Regions from separate parts of the Mus musculus genome. Here region 1 is linked to region 2. A link is a loop called in an ENCODE intact Hi-C map of the cell type or tissue named here. Cell type or tissue: left cerebral cortex. All regions are shown on one strand. Links, peaks and the distances in the headings refer to the core of each region. The heading gives the core; the rest is flanking DNA.

Region 1 (5,442 bases), core at 209-5,208, 52 kb before region 2:
TGGCACTTTAGGGCTCTTTCAACAAAATGAGGGGTTGCTGCTTGCCACCTACACAACAAGCAAGAGTCTGAACATCTATTGATAGGAAGAAGTGACTGAAAGGGGCTGAGGCTGCCAGACAGATGGCTTGTGAGGAAAGCACACCACACATACTTTTGAGTTATGGGAAGAATTTCTGTAGACAGTCATCCTGCTGCTTGGTTCATGATCTTTGTGATAAGACAAACTGTAGGTGTACAGGCTCATGCTAGTCCTGCCATGCTTGAAAGGATGCAAGGATGTCTGAGACTTATTAAGTGAACAGGAGGCAAGCCTTAAAGTGGAGATGGAAACTCCATGGTGACACCCTTAAAGATGGATTTCTTAGACAACCCAGGACCACTTACCCATGGGTGGTACTGTCCCTAGTGGAATGGGCCCTCCATGCCAATCATTAATTTAAAAAAAGAAAGCCCTATAGACTTGTCTATAGGGCAATCTGAAGAACTCATTTTTTTCAACTGAGCTTCCTTTTTTCCAGGTGATCCTTCCTGGCTGTGTCAAGTTGACAAAACAAAACAAAAACAAAACCAAACAACAACAACAACAACAAACCCACCAACTACTCAGCACATCAAATGATGGTGAATTATACTTTTCTTTATAAAGCAAAGCCTCTTCTAAAAACATGTTTTGTTCCAGGCACCATGAAGCTCCTTAAAAACACACATTATCTTGCTTAATGCTTGTAAAGAAAGAGAAAGGTCTACATAGGCAAAGTGTCTTTTTTGGTAGAACTGAATGTACTTTCCCCAGGGTATCATGCCCAGTAAATTGTCAGTATTTTGTCTTTTCATTCTGTTTTTTTGTTTTCTTCTTACATTGCAGCTTTTATTCCAAACCCTTTAGAGACAATGAGTCCATTCGCCACACCATCCCAACGACGCTGACTTTAGAAACCCCGGAAGGCCATCTGAGCTGTCAGTAACTTGTTCCCGTTCTGGGGCGGGACCATTATTGGGCACCACGTTCCTCTATCTTTCCCACACAGCTGCACCCTGCTTTGAAATGCCAGAACTGCCATCATAAACTAATGGGAAAGTCTAAACTGACATCCCTGGCGCCTTCTTAAAAATGCTGCTGCTGCAGTTTGCTTTCTTTGGTGATAGATCTTTAGAAATGCACAAGGAACTCGAAAGTGACCCGAGTTGACAAACCAGCACAATGGAGGGAAGACAATTCTTTTCCACAGGAACATTTGGACTCCTTTCGATGCTCTGCTGCACGAGCCAGGAGCTGCTGAGCGTGTGCTGTGGTTTGAATGTAAAATATCCCCAGTAGCTCGTGGATTTAAACAGTTGGTCCCCTCAATCAGTGGTTCTGTTGTGGGAAATGGAGTCTTCAGGAGGAAGCCAAAGGGAGCACACTTGCGGATTCATAGTCCAGCCTTCCTTCCTTCCTTCCTGTCTGCTGCTTGCTTGCTGAATGCAGATGCAATGGGGGGAGTTGCCCGAGTCCTATTGTCACTTTCTCCTGCAACTGTGGGCTACAGTCCCCCAATCTCTGAACCACAGGCCCAACGAACCATTCCCTTCTTTAAGTTGACTTTGTAAGGTGTTTCGTAACAGCCAAGGAAGAAATTGTTCCAGCTCCCATATGACCTTCCTAAGTTCGAGACAGACCAGGTTAGCATTCTGTCTGTGTACTGACGATGACTGCTCCTGTTTGCTTTGCCTTCCTTGGCAAACAAATGATGAACTGATTTGTTGCTTAGAAGTGACAAATGAACCGGCAGGCTTTTGAAGTGGCAAACTGCCAGGCCCACAGATCTCCATTCAGAAATACAGCAGCAAGATTCAGAGAGACTCAAGCCTCAAATGTAGTAGGCCTTACTGGACTCTAACTGACATTATATGTCATCTATTAAAATACATGGGAGGTAGAGTTGCTCCAGGGAGAACATAGGAGAAGAAGACTCATCCTGAATATTGCTGACTCTGTACATGTAGACTGCACTAGAAAGTGAAACATTAAGTATGGGGACTGAATTATAATATTAATTATTTAAATCCTGGCCCAGGGTTTCCACCCCTCCTTGGTTATTGGATTCCAGGATTAAAAACACACTCACGGCATTTATATTTACAGTAAGCCTTAACCAGCACAGTAACTGGGCAGCTGTCTACCCTCCATTCTGTTGAATCTACTCTCCTATCAGTAACCCTGAATCACTACTTACTACTTACTAGGTTTCATCTGGGCTGCTCTTAACTCCAACAAGTTAGCCCACAGGGCTACATTTTTATGCCTCAGCTAACTCTTGGTAGCTTCTTCTTGCTGCTGCTGCTTCTTCTTCTTTTCTTCTTCTTCTTCTTCTTCTTCTTCTTCTTCTTCTTCTTCTTCTTCTTCTTCTTCTTCTTCTTCTTCTTCTTCCTCTTCCTCTTCCTCCTCCTCCTCCTCTTCCTTCTCCTCCTCCTCCTCCTCCTCTTCCTCTTCCTCCTCCTCCTCTTCCTCCTCCTCCTCTTCCTTCTCCTCCTCCTCCTCTTCCTCTTCCTCTTCCTCCTCCTCCTCCTCTTCCTCCTCCTCCTCCTCCTCCTCCTCCTCCTCCTTTCTCTTCCTCCTCTCCTCCTCCTTCTCCTCCTCCTCTTCCTCCTTCTTCCTGGTTCTCTTCCCCAAGCCCACAAAACCTAAACCTCAACTAAGTCTCTTCTGCCCAGTTATTGGCTATTGGAATCTTTATTTACCAATCACAATTAACAGGGGACAGGGTCACTTAGCTAGTGTCTATGTGCAGACTCTCTTGTTTCTGGGGCAACCAGCTTTTGAGGCCCAAATTAGCATTAGAATGCAAGCAGCTTACAAGGCCAGCTTACAACACTGAATTCTTACAAAGACCATGGAGTCTGGGTGATTAGTTGTATGGGTGGTAGCCCTGATACTCAGAAAATTTATGATCCCTTCCATTTCTATAAAAAATAACTTTAAAATTTTTATTTCACAACCGGTACTGGCACATGCCTTTAATCCCAGCACTTGGGAGGCAGAAGCAGGTGGATTTCTGAGTTTGAGGCCAGCCTGGTCTACAAAGTGTGTTCCAGGACAGCCAGGGCTATATAGAGAAACCCTGTCTCAAAAACAAACAACCAACCAAACAAACAAACACACAAAAAATATTTCTTCTATGAATCTGGTCTGAATGTTTTATCTGCATGTATGTGTACTGTGTGTGTGCAGTGCCTTTGATGGCTAGAAGAGGCAATTTGGTCCCCTGGAACTAGATTTACAGGCATTTGTAAGCAGCAGTGTTAGTGCTGAGAAGAAAACACAGGTACTAGGCAAGGACAGCCAGTACTCCCAAACACTGAACCCTCTCTCCAGGCCTCATTGAAAAAGAACCTTATGATGTTGTTACCCTTGGATGATTAAAATTGAGACCCTCTCTCTTCCCCTCCCCCTCCCCCTCTCCTCTCCCCTCTGCCCCTCCTTGCACAGAAGTCCTGCTTTTTCTTCTGCTGCTCAGCTGTTAGCTATTGGCTGTTCCACTCTTTACTTAACCAACCAAAAGATGATAGAGAACCATGTTTTACAAAATACTGAATCAGAAGACACTTCATAATAATTATAACACCAAAGTCCAAACTGCAGCTGTTAGGGATTGTTTCTAATGCTTTGAATTAATCCGACCCTCAAAATTGGAAATCTGTGTGTCCAAATGCTGAAGGTCCTTGTCCCCAATTGGGTTTTAATTGATCAGTAAAGTGCTAACAGCCAAGGGATGGGCAGGTAAACTGAGGCAGGACCTTTAGATTTGTGCGGGCTAAGAACAGAGAGAGAGGAAGAGAGATTGCCATGACTAGGGAGAAGACCAGACCTAAAGGCCAGCTGACATGTGAGAACCAGGGAAAGTGGCCACATGGTCTTGTAATCGCTCTTACGTTCCTCACCGGAAAGCGCTTTTCTCTGAAGCTTATGGCTAATGCATCGCCTTCTTTCTTTTCCTAGCCCATTAGCCACCTCTGCTTAAGGAAGAAGTCAGTGTGCACTCCCTAAAGAGCCACAAGTCTCAGCTATTCCTTCTAAAGGCAAAATAATTGTTTTACCATGTAACCTTTGCACTTGCCATTGTCTCTCTTAAAGAAGCCCTTGCACTGAGCGCCAGTCTCCGCTGAGTGTTGTATTCCTTATGTGCCAATCACCATTGGCTCCACACTTGTTGAAGGTAGCCTTTCTCCATAGTGTGATCTGAAAGTACCAGATGCACAGTTATGCCCATCTTATTTCTCAAATGTTCTTTGCATTTTATATCCTGATCCAGAAATTGAGATGATGTCAAAATAGAATATTTATATACTTATGTGATATGTAAGACCCGAACAGCCTTACGTCCGGGATGTCCCACTCACAGAAACGCAGAGATGGAGATCAATGCAATAAGCAAGAGGTTTATTGATTCGGTGCCCCAGGGCCATCCTGCAATCGGGGCAGAGGTGACCCCCAATCTCCTAAGCACCCACTTTCTATACTGTTTAAGGGTAGGCCTTGATAACAACATGAGTTAGTTTAAGTCCATTGTTGGCCTGAGGTGACCTTTTCATTCCCTCCTTTAGAAGTGGTAATTAGCCTTTCCCTTCTGGAGTCACACGTGTCTCCTAACCTTCCCTAAGCAGCACTGATAGCCCCGGGTGAAGTGAGGTCTTAGTCACCAGAAGAGGGACCTGAAACATTCTTGGTCATCATCTGTACCTGCCTTGCAGTCAGGCTTTCTTGTAAAGCTTATTTTGCTGGGTCATTTTGGGAAGGGAGTATTTGTCACAACCTTCTAGTGGAAGGTCCCCAGCATGCTATTCTAGCAAGGTCTTTCAGTGGTCATCTCATGTTTTCTAAGGTCACACATTCCCACAATCATATCTGACTTCCAAAAGCTTTTTTTTTTTCGTTTTTTTGTTTTTTTTTTTCGAGACAGGGTTTCTCTGTGTAGCCCTGGCTGTCCTGGAACTCACTTTGTAGACCAGGCTGGCCCCGAACTCAGAAATCTGCCTGCCTCTGCCTCCCAAGTGCTGGGACTAAAGGCGTGTGCCACCGCTGCCCGGCCCAAAAACCATTCTTAAAGGTCTTTGGCAGCTACATAAATTGATGTTGTCTCAGGGATGACTTAAATGTAATCTTCCTCCTCTCTGATTACTTCGTCACTGTGAGCTTTTGCTGACCTATTTCTGAACCCGTGAAGGAAACCTTTAGGGAGCCAACATGTGTGATCTCAGACTGCTACACTTGTCACAGCTGAAGGCTACCAAAGCCATTTCCTCATGAAACATTAATTAAGAGGACTATAAGAATGCTTCACAAAATACCTCTTACAGTTGTGTCCACTGCCCCCCACCCCCCACCCAGTCAAACATATATTTCTCTTCTGTCCACATTCTGAATCGACTAAGAAAGAAAACCAAGGGTTGAGCCATTGGG
Region 2 (5,442 bases), core at 117-5,116:
TCCCCTTCTCTCTTCTCTTTCCCTCACTCCTCCTCTGTTCCCATGTTTTCCACAGCAAAGAGACCAGGAGTTAATGCAGGCTGAGTGGATTTATAGCCAGGAGCCTCAGATCACCAAGGAAGCTGTGAGCCTGCTTAATGTGGATTCTCTGTCATTTGTGCCCAAGGCTCTTGTCTCTACTTGTTAGAGGTACAAAAGTCCTTGTGCCCACAGATCACTAGGGGAACTAGGAATGTTAAACACACAGGACCTTTTCTCAACGGAGGTGATAAAATACCTGTTTTCCTTTCCAAACAGCTGAGAGTGATTTTGCTGATGACCCAGTGACCTTTATGCTACCTGTAGAGGCAGACCTCACCCAAATTTCCCAAAATGATTGTCTTAGACTCTTCCATCCCCAGACCATTACCTATCCCTTCAGCGAGATGACTTATGCATGTTTTTGCCTGGTGACCTCTATGCTGTCTCAGTAGAGACCTCAATAGATACTAGCTCTTTTAGCTATAGAACTCACCTTCATAATCATACGTTCTTTGTAAAGCAGTTGCTATCTAGTCATACCTTAAGTTTTATTGTACAGAGCACAGAGTTCCCAATGAAGGAGCTAGAGAAAGTACCCAAAGGAGCTGAAGGGGTTTGCAGCCCTATAGGAGGAACTACAATATGAACTAACCAGGTACCTCCAGAGCTCCCCCGGGACTAAAACACCAATCAAAGAAAACACATGGTGGAACTCATAGCTCTAGCTGCATATGTAGCAGAGGATGGCCTAGTAGGTCATCAGTGGGAAGAGAGGCCCTTGGTCCTGTGAAGGTTCTATGCCCCTGTGTAGGGTAATGCCAGGGCCAGGAAGTGGTAGTGGGTGGGTTGGGGAGCAGGGGGAGGGGAGAGAGGATAGGGGATTTTCGGAGGGGAAACAAGGAAAGGGGATAACATTTGAAATGTCAATAAAGAAAATATCTAATTTTTTAAAAAAAAAAAGGGAAAATGTTTTATTGTACCCCTAGGACTGGATGGATTGTTGTCTAATTATACTGTACTTTAAATATGTTGGCAATGACGGCCTGGCCTTAGACTCCACAGAAGACTGATCTAGGTTCAGGAGGCCAATCTGCACTGGCTTTCATTCTTTTTTTCTTTGAGGTTTACCACCTACAGCGACCCACAGGGTCTTTCTCACCTACTGCCTAATCCAGGCTCAGTTCCCTTCCCAGTTGTTCCTCTGAGGACAATGACTTCCCTCAGGCCGACTTGGCTCTTTGCAGATCTGAGCACTGAGCATAAATGACCAGAGCACTGTCAGATCTAAAGATTTGTGAACACGCTTGCCAATTCGGACATTTTCTGCCTAGGCTGGCACACTGGTCTTTCTATGCTCTATCCTGTCAGGAGTCAGCTTCCTTGGGGGTTTTCATGCCAAACCGACAGAATGGGAGCTGTCTGCAGGCATCCATTGAAATGTAAATGGACCTACACCACTGTTTTCCAAATTGAGAGGCACCCATACACAAACGTCCAATGCTAATGGGGGCTCTGAATTAGAAAAAATATTCCCAAGTTAAATGAGTTTGGGAAATGCCACACTGCGTTGGGGGAATTATCATGAGCAGCACACTAAATAGTCTGTGAGAGTCTTTACTGAAGAGTTTCATTGTGTTGCATAGCCAGGACTTGCAAATTTATTTGGTCCCAGGCAAGACCTCTTTGCAGATTAGAACTCATTAACATTTTGCTGGACACTTGGATTCTGTTTATCTGGAGTTGAGAGGCCCAGAGACTTAGCTTTCTCATGGGGTCTCTTCCTAATCTTATGCCTCAGTAGGCAATGGAAGACATGGCTTCCTGCTATTGTTTAATTATTTTCTTGTAATTCGGGGTCATTCAATGATATCAGGGGTGTTTGCTAGTGAGACTCGGGCTGTAAATATATCACCAACCCCACTGCAAGCTTCCTGGAAGCCCTAAGCCCTCAGTGGCTTTTTCCAGACTGAGCCTGTCCTGTCTCACCATTTAGCCTGGGTAGATTCCTTAGATCTTACAACCTTCCCTTCTTAGCCCTCTGGATGGCTCCAGAGCTCCGGGCTTTGACAGGTCTGTCTCAGGGGTCCATGTTTATCTGTCTGGACTGCCATAATTTCATGTCTTCACGGAGCTGGTTTGATTCAGTGAACAGACAAAAGTAAAGTGCCCTTCGGCGATTTCTTTTTCTCTTTGCTAAGGTATTGACAGGGCCCCCCAGGCTGTTCATTTCCCTTATCAATATGAGTTCCATGTTAATTCTTCCATTTAATGTTGAATTAAATGAAACCCTGGGAGATCTGATTATGGCTCAAGAATGCCCAGAATGTAGTCAGTAATAGAATTCATCTAATGACCAATATTTAATCTTGTGTCAAGAACTTTGTGACAGGTGAATCAAAACAGAGGACAGTGTTTCTATCCATCTCTGAGCCTATAACAGATGTAAGGGTGTGTGTGTGTGTGTGTGAGTGTGTGTGTGTGTTGGAAAGATTAATTCAGAAGGTTGGCATGTTTGAGGCATTGTACTTTTTGAAACATCATTATACTGAAAGAGCTAAAGAACAGCAGTATGGATTGCTCTAGCAATCTATGCATATGCAAGGATAAACACACACACAGACAGATAGATACACACACACAGACACACACACAGAGATCCACGACATACATGCACACAAGCATACACATACATACACATGAATGCACACACACATGAATGCACACACATACACACACACACACACACACACACACACACATGAAGCTTCATGGCATGGCAGTAAAGGGACACGTTTTCAAAAATATTTTTAAAATGTGTTTTTAATTCTATATATTGTAGTATTCTTTAAAGAGTTATCTATTTTATTTTTAGCACACGTGTGTGTACCTGCAAGCATAATTTCTAGCACAAGCAACAAACATTTTTTAACCACTGAGCTATCTCTCCAGCCCCTAAAGGGATGTATTTTGGGGTAAACTCAAGTTACCACAAGTAAAGCGAACTGTATGAGGTAGACAAAAATTTGTGTTAATGTCTTTGTCTCTTCTGGCTTCCAAATTAAGGGCTAGGGGTGATATACTACTGATGCCAATTCAGAGAAAGAAGTCCCATGAAAAACGGAGAATATCTAACAGGGTAGGATGCTTCACTCACTGTCATTTTTTTATTGAGCCGCCAGGATAATGCGTATTCTCAGAAATGTGGGACTGAAGTTCATATCATAGCTGTCTGCTAAGAAAGAGCAAGAAGCCTGTTCAAGCTAGGAACCCTGCTGAGATCCTATATCCAGAGCTGTGCAGAAGCTCTGGGTGTCCATGATAAGCCACAGTCCCCTATAGTACTAGGAAGTGGGCTGGATCCTCCTAAAGTTATTACCTGTCTATGTATAATCTTATAAGGACCCATGAGGTCTGCTCTTGGGTGGAAATATTGATATGTAGGAGCAATCACACACTCAATTCTTCTTTCCTTTCTAGAATATTATTGAGGTAGAACAGAATGCTAGAGAAAATTGTGGAGACACAGGAAGAAAAAGAAAACCCTCACTTAGGAGCTTGATTGAAGTCAGCTAGGAATCAAGAATTCCAATAAAACTGGCAACATTTGCTTAAGGCCTTTCTTCATTCTCCCCAATAAATCTATACTCTCTATGAATCTCATCAGAAGTTTCATTTACTGGGAAAGGATATAACTTAAACCCCTTGGACAACTCAAGCGGCTCCTCCTTTTACCCTGTCAGATTTTAATGCCATCTAGGACACTCCTGAAGTGATCCTCTGATCACACTTATCAAAAAGAGGGAGAAAAGGACATTTTTTTTTTCAGCGACTTTAAGATGTCAGTTGATAGCCATTAAAATAGTGTACAGAAGACACACAGTGCTATGTTCCCTGGTAAGCCTGTCCTGCTCCCTACAATGTCTTATTTCCCCCAAGTAAGTACCCCCCTATCTCAACCCCGTTGTGTTCACTGTGTTCTCTGACACTGTGACCCTTTAACACAGTTCCTCATGTTGTGGTGACTCTCAATCATAAAATTATTTTCATTGCTGCTTACTAACTGAAATTTTGCTGCTGTTATAAATTGTAATATAAATATTTATCTGTAATTTCCAATGGTCTTAGAAAACTCCCTGTGGAAGGGTTGTTCAGTTCCTTAAAGGGGTTGAGTCTGACAGGTTGAGAGTCATTGTTTTAACCCTTATACTTAAAATATATATTCAAGTCTCTTAGTAAGCCCCTCTCTGCTTCACATTAGTACATATAAAAGGATTTTCTGAGCCAAAAGAAAACACCCTAGGTTTGCCTGAGTGAAGATTTATGCAAAAAAAAAAATCACATGTTCATGAAGGTAGACAGTATGGATCTGTGCCTCAGTGTGCTGGGTCTGTTTTCTGGAATGTTCTTCATGTCCTGGTACAGCCTGCACTTTCCCAGTGTATCTCCAAATTTGAAGCACAGCTGGGCAACTTTGACTTCACTACACAACATGTGTCTTTTACTAAGTTGTATGTGTGTGAGTGTGCATGTATATAATAATCTCCATTGTGGCATTATTGCCTAACAATTAACAAATGCATTGGATCATCTTCTATATTTAATGGCTCCCAATTGTTATTTTTTCAAATCATAATCCAAACCAATGTACTTAATTGTTAACCACCAAAGTTCTTTTTATTTTTTATTTACTTTATTTAAAAAGTATTTTTTTATTGCTCAAAAGGAAAACATTTGGGACTGGAGAAATGGCTTAGTAGTGAAGAGTACTAGTCTTGCTGATGACCAGAACTGGGTTCCAAGCACCTAAGTTAGCAAGCTCTCAACTCCTGTAACTCCAACTTCAGGCAATCTGGTACCCTCTCCTGGCCTCCATTGGCACACACACTCATAGACACATGCACACACTCATAAGCACATGTGCACACACACACATATGCAAACTCACATGCACATGCATGTGTGCACACAGGCACAAACAAATTTTACACATAATTCAAACAAATATTGTTCTGTGTATTTGACCACCAGCTGCATGGTGGTATTATCTGAAATGTATGACACGTGTTGAAAGTTCTTCCTAGCTCCTTTCTACATGACAGTGTCTTCTATGTTAGGTTATGGTTGTAGAGTGTTGTCTGATGTTTCCATTCAGAAATCTTTCATCAGATTTTAGCTCCTTGTCTGACTCATGATGACAGTGTTGCTTGGACTTCTCTAGTCACAACAGTTTGCCCAACATCAGTTTTCCAATTCCATCAACCTCTCTACCTCTGTTAGCGATGCTCTTTCCATAAAATAAAACTTGTCCTCAGATAAAATAAAATGAATCCAAAAGGAGATGGATTAAAGACAGAAAGATTGAATACTTCAGTTTTCCTCTCTGCCAGCTTTTCAGAATAACGAGTTGCTGCCTGACGTCCT

Evidence for each region. Hi-C counts contacts between places; a loop is a spot of excess contacts. Peaks named below come from ENCODE experiments on the same cell type or tissue, not always from the same donor. Only the 100,000 strongest peaks of a DNase experiment are listed, where the experiment ranks them.
Region 1: a loop joins it to region 2, with 11 times the contacts of the local background. A loop is called at or near these places in 3 of 42 quality-filtered maps.

What each region holds. Positions count from the first base shown.
Region 1 is chr17:9,628,636-9,634,077 of GRCm38, reverse strand. No RefSeq gene overlaps it. Among named protein-coding and RNA genes, the nearest start is that of Pabpc6, 38 kb to the left of the region's middle. In left cerebral cortex, for the core only: no CTCF peak of the experiment used is centred there; DNase peaks (open chromatin) are centred at 1,282, 1,710 and 2,818; H3K27ac peaks cover 1,057 bases.
Region 2 is chr17:9,576,210-9,581,651 of GRCm38, reverse strand. It overlaps Gm51424 (a long non-coding RNA gene), which reads left to right and starts at 5,305. Exons shown (of 5, transcript XR_003952251.1): 1 at 5,305-5,442. In left cerebral cortex, for the core only: a CTCF peak has its summit at 2,030; DNase peaks (open chromatin) are centred at 1,501 and 1,988; H3K27ac peaks cover 638 bases.